2 separate regions of the Mus musculus genome follow, and region 1 is linked to region 2. The links are chromatin contacts, found by Hi-C or POLR2A ChIA-PET in ENCODE. All regions are on one chromosome and are shown on one strand. The core of a region is the stretch at or near the end of the contact, and the rest is flanking DNA. Distances in the headings are between cores, read along the strand shown.

The links. Hi-C counts contacts between places; a loop is a spot of excess contacts on that map. ChIA-PET counts read pairs that join two places held with the same protein, here RNA polymerase II (POLR2A).
Region 1: a map of left cerebral cortex shows a loop between it and region 2 (6-fold over the local background). The contact joins the promoter of Trpc4ap here to the promoter of Gss in region 2. A Hi-C loop is called at or near these places in 1 of 37 maps with a recorded cell type or tissue (left cerebral cortex). POLR2A ChIA-PET finds 5 or more read pairs at or near these places in 1 of 5 experiments (embryonic stem cell).

Annotation. Positions count from the first base shown.
Region 1 is chr2:155,689,403-155,694,229 of GRCm38, forward strand. It overlaps Trpc4ap (transient receptor potential cation channel, subfamily C, member 4 associated protein), which reads right to left and starts at 2,982. Exons shown (of 19, transcript NM_001163452.1): 1 at 2,737-2,982. The coding sequence starts at 2,904.
Region 2 is chr2:155,589,776-155,594,428 of GRCm38, forward strand. Gss (glutathione synthetase) reads right to left here and starts at 3,035. Exons shown (of 13, transcript NM_008180.2): 1 at 2,919-3,035. Gssos2 (a long non-coding RNA gene) reads left to right here. Exons shown (of 5, transcript XR_001783522.2): 4 at 2,248-2,393; 5 at 2,677-4,653.

The DNA of each region.
Region 1 (4,827 bases), core at 1,732-4,231, 100 kb after region 2:
ATAAACCTTCAGGGCTTTTGGTCAAGCTCACAGCAAGACAGAGCAGAAGGGTGGGTAGCTGGGGAGGGGCCTGAGGAGTTACTCGGTGGATCGAGTTTCATTCAGGTTTATAAGCTGGGAAAGTTCTAGAGCTCTGGTGTGCATCCATGTGAGACTAGTAAACACTACTGATCTGTCATTTCAAGCAGAAGCAATGATTACTGTTATGCATATTTTTTATTTAAAGGGTATTTTAGGTAGGTGGAGCTCTTGTTACAGCCCAGCCTGCTGCCCCTTGCAGTGCACTTAATAAATCTGATTTTCTCCCCTCCACCGCCCCCTCTAAAGTTTTTTTAAAACTTGGCACTTTCCTACTCTGCCATATGCCATAACCAGTATGCGTACTGTACTATGGAGATATGGGTGAGCAAGTAATTTATTCTGCATATCGGGAGAGGGAGTGCAGAGCAAGGAAAAACCCTGAAGAACTCTACTAAGAAAGGGAACTAACTATAAGATGTGAAGGTCCCTGCATCATTATCACTACTATTTGGGAGACGGGCGCTCTAATCCAACATCTGAAATAGCTCCCACACCTTTATAAAACTACCAAAGAAATATGCAATTATTATTTATTATTATTATCATTATTATTTATAATAATAGGCTAAGAAGGTAAGCAATCAAAACAAACTTTGGGGATTGACAGAGTAATAATAATGGTAACCACAATGAGCAGCCAAAACAGGCTCCAAGAATATTTTAGTAACCTTTTAATCTAGTTCCCTAGCATTCCTACATTTCAGCTTTGAAAGCAAATTCTTCTCCTAAATTGCCTCCTTCAGCGTGTTAAAGAACGTCTCGGGTTCACTGTTCTTCGTGATCACCTGGAGGGATGTTAGGAATCATACCGCCCAACCTTTCTAAACCTCCGTTTCCTTATCTGTGTTAAAAGTTGGAACTCAAGGCCGCGCAGTGGTAGCGCACACCTTTGATCCCAGCACTTGGGAAGCAGAGGCACGTGGATTTATGAGTTCGAGACCAGCCTGGTCTACAGAGAAAAATCCTGCCTCAAAAAACCAAAAGAGAGCAAGAGAGAAAGAGAGAGAGAGAGATGAATTCAACATATGGCTCAAGCTATTGAAGATTTCTGGGTTTGGTAGAAGGCACCTGTAGTCCCAGCACTAAGAGGGCAGTGGTAGGAGGACGTCCACAAGTTCAAGGCCAGCCTCATCTATATGAGTTTCAAGGCCAGTCAAATCTACACAGGGAGAGCCTGTCTCAAAAGTAAACTCACTTTCAAAAAAAGTCAACAGCCTGCATGCACATTGACTGATCCAAAACTATGTGATCATTAAAGGTTAGCCATTCCTCTCTCTGCCTGTCCTGACACACTCGCTCAGTGAGGTATTCTGGCTTCAAGGACAGAGCAAGTATTTCTCACCTCTTCTTAAGGCAAATGCAGAGGAATGCAATGAAGAAAAGACTGCTCATCTACAGTTTCTATAGGGAAATTCAGCCGCCCCTTCACCTGCGACCATTTCACCTTGATCTGTTCAGTTCTTTCAGTAATATTCAAATGGATCAAAATTAACTTTAAATATGTAGCGGTGTATAGAAAAATCTCACACCCATTCTCTCATCCACTCACCTAATTCCTGCCCGTCCCTCTCCCATCAACACTGTTTGGTTCCTTATGTAGTCCTCAAAACTATATACAAAGCTATCTTGAAATTAAGCTAATGTTTTCAAAGTAAGTTCTGGGATCACCTGGGAGAAAGAAGAAAAAGTGAGAGGAGTCACCTATCCTCATCTATTTATTCTAAGGTTGTGCCCTATACACCCCCCTCCCCCGCAACACACAGACACACACCCTACACCACCACATGTATAGGACATCAATCATTACACTTAATAAGCTAGACACTAAACAGAACAATAACTGATTACCCTTCAGCCCTTATATGCACCTGAAATACACTAACACTTGACACATCTATCTCCTCTGAATTTGACAATAGCCTTAAAGGGTGAATTAAATGAGTAAACAACGGCCCTGAAAGGTAACTTGCCCGAGGGAGAAAGAGAATAGGGCTTTGAACTAAAGTTCTTCCCCCAAAGCATGTATCCCTACGCTAGTAAAAGAGTCTTCTGCACCCGTTGGAGCTCAGCCTAATGTGAGATACAGGCGTGAAAGGGCAGACAACAAAGAAATATGCAATTACAGGCAAAGAAAATAGAGCATCAGAAAACGAATTGGGTGATCTGATAGAATAACAACCGGGGGGCCTACTTTAGAAAAGGAGGAGGAACGTTGAGGCCTCTGGGAAGATGACATTTATCATAAGCTTGGGAACCGTTTGGGGGCGGGGGGGCGCTGCAGTGAAGAGGACCCCGTCCTGCTCACAAGGGGCAAACACGAGACCAGTAGAAGATGAAGCCAACTCGCCAAGGTCCTCCAGACACGCAGACGTGGCGCAGGGAAATGAGGATCTAGAAACTCGGCCCAGGGCTTAGACGCGCCATCAATACCCCAGGCAGCTCGACTCCACTCGGCCCAGACCCGCAGGCCTCCAAGCTGGCCACTGCCCTCCGTCCCAACGCGGCTGACAGCGTCCGGACCGCACACAGGACAGCGCCGCGGCCAGCCAAGGGGGATCTGGACGGTCCGCAGCGGCCTGGAAAGGCCTCTTCCCCGGCCCCTGGCCAGCTCCAGCCTGGCCCGCCCCGCCCCGCCCCTCCGGGCCGGCCTCGTACCTGCACCGCCCGGACCAGGCCTCGGCCGGTGAGCTGGCCCTGCCGCAGCTGCAGCAGGATGTTACCCGGCCGCGGTCGACCTCCCCAGCCGCCCCACGCCGCCGCGGTAGCTGCCAACCGCCTCCCCCGGCTGGCCCCAGCTCCAGCCGCTGCGGGCGCTGCCGCCATGTCTCCTCGTCCGACAAACAGGAAGCAAGCGGTCCCGGAGCCGTGTCGATTTCTACGGGGCGGCGGAGGACTCTCTACATCGCCCCTAGTGGACTGACGCGGAGGTGCAAGCCGCGTGGCAGGGACTGTGCGTGCCCCGACGCCTTATGGGAACTGTAGTCTTTACCGAGGGGGAGCAGGTAGCTGAGATGTGGCTCTTCCTGGCCCTCCAGTTTGCTGAGTGGGATACCTCCAGCATTTCTTCGAGGTTGCTCCAAGTGGAAAACCAGTCACTATGTGCACAAGCTCTCAAAATTTTCGCTAGCTGGAAATGATGCAAGCCCAGTGTCCAGGGAAAAATTCTAGGCCCTAGGCCAGAGTTGACACTTGACACGTGTCCCCTTCCTTTTACAATTGACTTTAGCCAAGTCACTACACATTACCCCTAGCCCTCAGTCCATTCAATATTTAGGTCCTGGGAGCCAGACTAGTCAACTAATATTTTTATTACAATTAACAAATATGTGCTTTATGTAAATGAGACGTAAAGGACCATCAATGCTATTGCTTATTCGAAGAAAATGGCGAAAAATATTTCATTTACAGATAGATGTCAAAAAATAGTTCCTAAAGGCACCAGCTGTACTCCTCATACTGAATATATAGGTGAGGTGGAGGGCGAGGTGATAAGCAGAACAGCAGAGGGCCCTGTTAGGGGACGAGGGTTTCAGGGGACCACAGCTAATCCACACAAACAAATGTAGTTATTTATTTGGCAAACTGTATCCCCTATCAAATAGAATATTGCCCTCATTTTCCCCGCAAGTAGAACTGAATTCACTGGCTCCGACAAACCTCGGAAGCAGGGTGGTGCTGACTCTCCCCACTTTCTCTTCTAGGAGGCTATCTTGTAACAAAAATAAGTTGAGTGTGCCAAATTAGGATGCCATGAAGTTTGCTACTTGTAACTAAGGTGGCTATAATTTGTTGCCCAAACCAAAAGTCCTTAAAAAGTGAAATGATGTAATAAGTAACTTGCAGTGGAACAACAGCAGGCATTTGAGATCGCTGCCAAGGCAAACTAGACTGTGACTGACATCTGCATGCTACTTGCAAGGTGTGGCTCCCACTCGCTCCAGCAGATCACTGCCTGGTGACCTGGTTTAAGACAAAGAAAATAGGATAAGGAGAGATGAGTCAGTGGGTAGAAGCACTGGCTGCCAAAACTGACGACCTAAGTTGTTGGGTCCAATGAACCCATGTTGGTGAAAGGAGAAAATAATTCCTCCAAACTGCCCTCTAATCAATCTCTCTCTCCCTCTCCCTCTCCCTCTCCCTCTCCCTCTCCCTCTCCCTCTCCCTCTCCCTCTCCCTCTCCCTCTCCCTCTCCCTCTCCCTCTCTCTCTCTCTCACACACACACACTTTAAATGTAATTTTTTTTGTTGTTTTGGGGTTTTTTTGTTTTTGTTTTTCAAGACAGGGTTTCTCTGTGTAGCCCTGGCTGTCCTAGAACTCACTCTGTAGACCAGGCTGGCCTCGAACTCAGAAATCTGCCTGCCTCTGCCTCCCAAGTTCTGGGATTAAAGGAACGTGCTACCACTATTCGGCTTAAATGTAATTTTTTAAAAAAGATTTATTTATTATTATACATAAGTACACTGTAGCTGTCTTCAGACACACCAGAAGAGGGTGTCAGATCTTATTACGGATGGTTGTGAGCCACCATGTGTTTGCTGGGATTTGAACTCAGGACCTCTGGAAGAGCAGTCAGTGCTCTTACCTGCTGAGCCATCTCGCCAGCCCTAAATGTAATTTTTTTTAAAAGATTTATTTATTGATTATATGTAAGTACACTGTAGCTGTCTTCAGACACTCCAGAAGAGGGAGTCAGATCTTGTTACGGATGGTTGTGAGCCACCATGTGGTTGCTGGGATTTGAACTC
Region 2 (4,653 bases), core at 1,785-4,284:
AGGAAAGAACACGACACTGGATTCAGACAGACCTGGTTTGAGTCTGTACCCTTCACTTCCCCTGTAAGTAAGGACAGTGGACTAAATGAGAAAAATCAGCTGGGTTTCTCAGCATGTTCAGAGCTTTTTGCAGTCAGTTTCCTGTTCCCATGGTGAAAGACCTGAATCTGGGTAACTATATAAGGAGGTTTCTTATTTGGGCATGATGGTATGTTGTCTATGATCCCAGCAGAAGTAGGAACATTTCTGCAAGTTCAAAGCTAGCCTGAGCTCCATTTTGAGTGCCAGGCCAGCCAGGGCTGTACAGCAAGGTACTGTCTCCAACAGCAGTTGAGCTAACAAGTTTTATTACTTCTTTTCCTGGTCAGGATCTTGCTTTGTCACTCAGGCTGGCCTCCAACTCAGCAATCCTCCACTCTCAGCCTCCCAAGCACTGGTCTCACAGGCAGGCATGACCACACCCAGCTGAATAGTTGACTAATTAAGCTCTCTGCTTTGAAGGTGGAGGGGCTTGGAGCTGGCTTTGTTGAGGACTCCCTGGCTGAGGGTCTTTAATGGTGGGCACATGAGCAGGAAGGAACCAAACAGTGTGTGTGACTCAGGCTCACTCATAACAACTCACTCCTCCAAGAAGTAACTAGGCCTCAAAAGAGCGACCTCAATAGCTTCCAAGGGCAGCTTCCTCAGTGATCTAGGGACATCCCACAGGCCTCACCTCTTAAGGGTCCCACCACTACCCAAAATCACTACACTGGGGACCAAGCCTAACCCATGAACCCATAGCTGAGTGCTAGGCTAGGAACTTGTTCTGTTTGTTCCCACTCCACAAGCAGTGGGAGGCCTGTTAGAGGTTGTATGGAAACCCAGGAACAGGGCCAAAATAACCCATGGCTCCAACATTAGAGCAACTGGACCTCCACTAGTCCCATCTCTCCACAGATGTCTGTCCATGGGCTTCTGCTTGGCTGACAAGACTGTTAAACGGCTGGGAACTGGCAACCCAGAGAAAGAGAACACATTAAAAATAATCACTACAGATGGGCATAGTGGTGCAGGGCTGTAATCCCAGTACTCAGGAGGTGGAGGCAGGAGAACCATGAGTTTGAGGCTAGCCTGGGCTACACAGCAAGTCTCTGTATCAGCTGAAGCAATGGCTCTGTGGGTAAGGTGCTAGCCACACAAACATGAGAAGTCTATCCTCGGCACCCATAAAAGATGGAACACAGTAGTGGGATTGAAGCCAACATCATGCCCCATAGCCTTCAAAGCAGAGAGCTTAATTAGTCAACTATTCAGCTGGGTGTGGTCATGCCTGCCTGTGAGACCAGTGCTTGGGAGGCTGAGAGTGGAGGATTGCTGAGTTGGAGGCCAGCCTGGGTGACAGAGCAAGATCCTGACCAGGAAAAGAAGTAATGAAACTTGTTAGCTCAAATGCTGTTGGAGATACAGCCCTGGCTGGCCTGGCGCTCAGGCTAGGCTAGCTTTGAACTTGCAGTGCTGGGGAGATCATGACAGCTGGACATTTGCAGCTTGCTGGTTAGTGAATGCGAGTGAGCTCCAGGTTCAGTAAGGCCCTGTCTTTAAAAACAAAAAAAATAAGGTAGAGGGCGAAGGAGGGGGCTAGCAGGTAAAGAGCTCAGACCCCCAATTATGCACATAAATCCTGGGCAGATAGTGAGCAGGCTATAATCCCAGAGGTGCAGAGAGGAAGTGCACTGATCAGGGAAGACACCTGATGCTCAGGGCACCCTCACATACAAACACTGACAGCACATCTGCATCTCACACACACACATACATACACACACACACACACACACACCAGTGTTTGGGTGTCCATGCATATTCATGAACAAAAACACTATACTAGTAATAACTAGACAATGCTAACTGGGCCCCTTGTTTTCCTTTCTACAGATTTAACTGTTCTGTGACTTGTTTGGCTGGTGACACTCAAGTTTGTATTTACACAGCAAGTTCTTTCCTGGTTTTCAATCTAGAACACTCCTCCTGCTCCCTGGGGCGGTCCTCCTCTAATGAGTCTCACCCTGACATCCCAGCCTCACGTGCACTTTTCTCTTACAGCCCATTTCTTCCAGTCCTGTGGATTCTGCTGACTAAATGCAGCGCTTTGAATTCCCTCATGTCTGCCTCTACTGCCAACCCACTCCTCTTCCTGGGCACTTTCAGAGTAGTAAAGGCATCTTAAGTGACTAAAACACACCAGCCTCTCTCTCTTACTTTCAGATCTTGGATGATGACGCTTTCCTGCTTTCCTCGCTTTCCTGCTTTCCTCGTGGCTTAAAGGTTCTCCCACTGAGCTACATCCCCAGCCTCTGTACCCCCAACTCTTGATTCTGTTTTGGAAGCCATCGCCGGATTTCTCTGTCCAGGTTCGTACCTCTATCATAAAAATAGCATTTGCCTTGATACTTCATTGAAGGTTAAATAAGTAAGTGGTGAATGAATCACGAAAAACTTTAAAACGCCCACACAGAAATCCCGTTGGACTTTAATCCCCTGGGCGAGGCGAGTGCGGGCTCAGGGCCTCGGGCTACAACACAGTCGCTTGTCCTGTCTTGTCCCCGTGATGGGCCCCGTCCGCTCCCCATCCCTAGACAAAGTTTGTTCCTGATCTCTCCCAGTTTTTGATGGTGGCTTGTTTATTTTCCCTAGAACTCTGGCTCTAGCCTCGCTAACAGTGTCCGAGCTGGGAACCGGCGATCTGGAAATCTAGGTTCAGCACGCCCAGCACAAGCCCCTCACTGGACACAAGTTTCCCGGTGCTCGCCGCGTTCCCAGCCACCGCGTCATCTGCCCGCTCGCCGCGTTCTAATCGCTCTCAGACCCCTCCCTCACCGCTCTCCTCCCAAGGAAACTTGACCCTCGCCAGCCGCCGTCGCGAAGCCCCGACTTACTCGCTCGTTGTCCAGCTGCTCGCCAAGCTCAAACTCCGCACGCCGTTACCCGGGCTCGGGGGGCGGGGCTTCGGTACGACCCAGTGCGCCTGCGCAGACCGCCCCGCAAGGCTAAAGAGGAGGGGTGGGGAAGGAGCCCTGTGTTTATGGAACTGGACGGCGGCCGGGAAGGGGCATTACATGAGCAGTGACCTGGGCTTTAAGGAATACGTCGGTACTCTAGGGAGAGCCTTGGTTGTGGCTACAACGGCGGGATGCTACCTGTTAGCTTAGTTCCCAGAGAGTTAGAGCTAGTGGCACGCTGTGAGATGGGGACACTCAAAGGCAGAAGAGAGCGTCGCATCCTCTGGGAACCCAGAGCAAAAGTTCTCTTAGCCACCCCTGTCTTCAGCCCCCATGGGGCTGTTTGTAAATATGCAAGTTCATTATCCTCTTCCCTCTATACAGACCCCTCATCCTCTGGCAACCTACAGTAATTTAACTTTGTTTTCCCTAGACTGTGAGAGGTTGATTCAAAATCTGAGTTATCTTGTATTAGTCAGGGTTCTCTAGTCACAGAACTTATGGGTAGTCTCTATATAGTGAGGGAATTTGTAGATGACTTACAGTCTGTAGTCCAACTCCCCAACAATGGTCAACAGCAGCTGTGAATGTCAGTCCAAGGATCTAGCTCAGTCCCACAAGGCAAGCAGGGCAAAGAAGAGCTAATCTTCCTTCTTCCAATGTCCTTATGTAGGTCTCCATCAGAAGGTGTGGCTCAGATTAAAAGTGTGTGCCTGGATCTGGGACTTGCTTTGTCCCAGATGACCTTAAACTCAGAGGTCTCCCTGTCTTAATCTTCTGGAATTCATAGTCACTAGGCCTCAAGATCTCCATGCCAAGATCCAGGTCAGAAACTTGTATCTCCCAGTCTCCAGATTAGGATCACAGGTGAACCTTCCAATTCTGGATTGTAGTTCATTCCAGATATAGTCAAGTTGACAATCAGGAATAGCCACTATATATACCTGATTTTAAAAAAAGATGTTCCTTTCTGATAAAAATTTTCCTGAAATGAATGTATCTGATCAAACCCTAGGGAATTATGCCTAAGATAGCAAACTCCTAATTGGTTTGGTGTAAATAAAAGGTGGGCTCTAGAGTGTGGGGCAGGCTGTTAAGAGCTGGCCTCAGGAAGAAACCTTGAGGCTGGAGATTTAGCAGAGACAAGACGCCATTCTATATATTAGGTACAGACAGACATGATCCAGAGTTAGCTGTAAGTTGGTGAGGCTCCAAGCCATCGCTGTGAAGGGAAAAAAGGGGAGGGGGAATGTCAAATTGAAGAGAGATTTATGAAGGAGAATTTCTACTGACTGTAAATCAGTGGCCTAACCCAGGGACCAAAATCCTTCCAACTCTTTAGATAAAGCAGGTGCCTCTCTCCAGTCTAGGAAGGACAGCCCTCCAGATGTCTCGTATGAATGGGACAGAGTTGGCAGGGAGGTGATCTGGCTGTTGCCAGAATAATGTTTGTGGTCTGATACCTTTTTCTTATTGCTTCTATAATGACCAGGTAGGAAGCAGCTGCCCCGACTGACAGACAAAAGTCACTGTATTAACCAGAGGTAAAGGTAGCTATTTCTGGTACTAAATGAATTACAGTACGCAGGGAGTAAGTGCTGGCTTGTACCTTTAATTCCAGCCTTTGGAAGGCAGAGGCAGGAGGATCTCAGTGAGTTCTAGACCAGCCTGG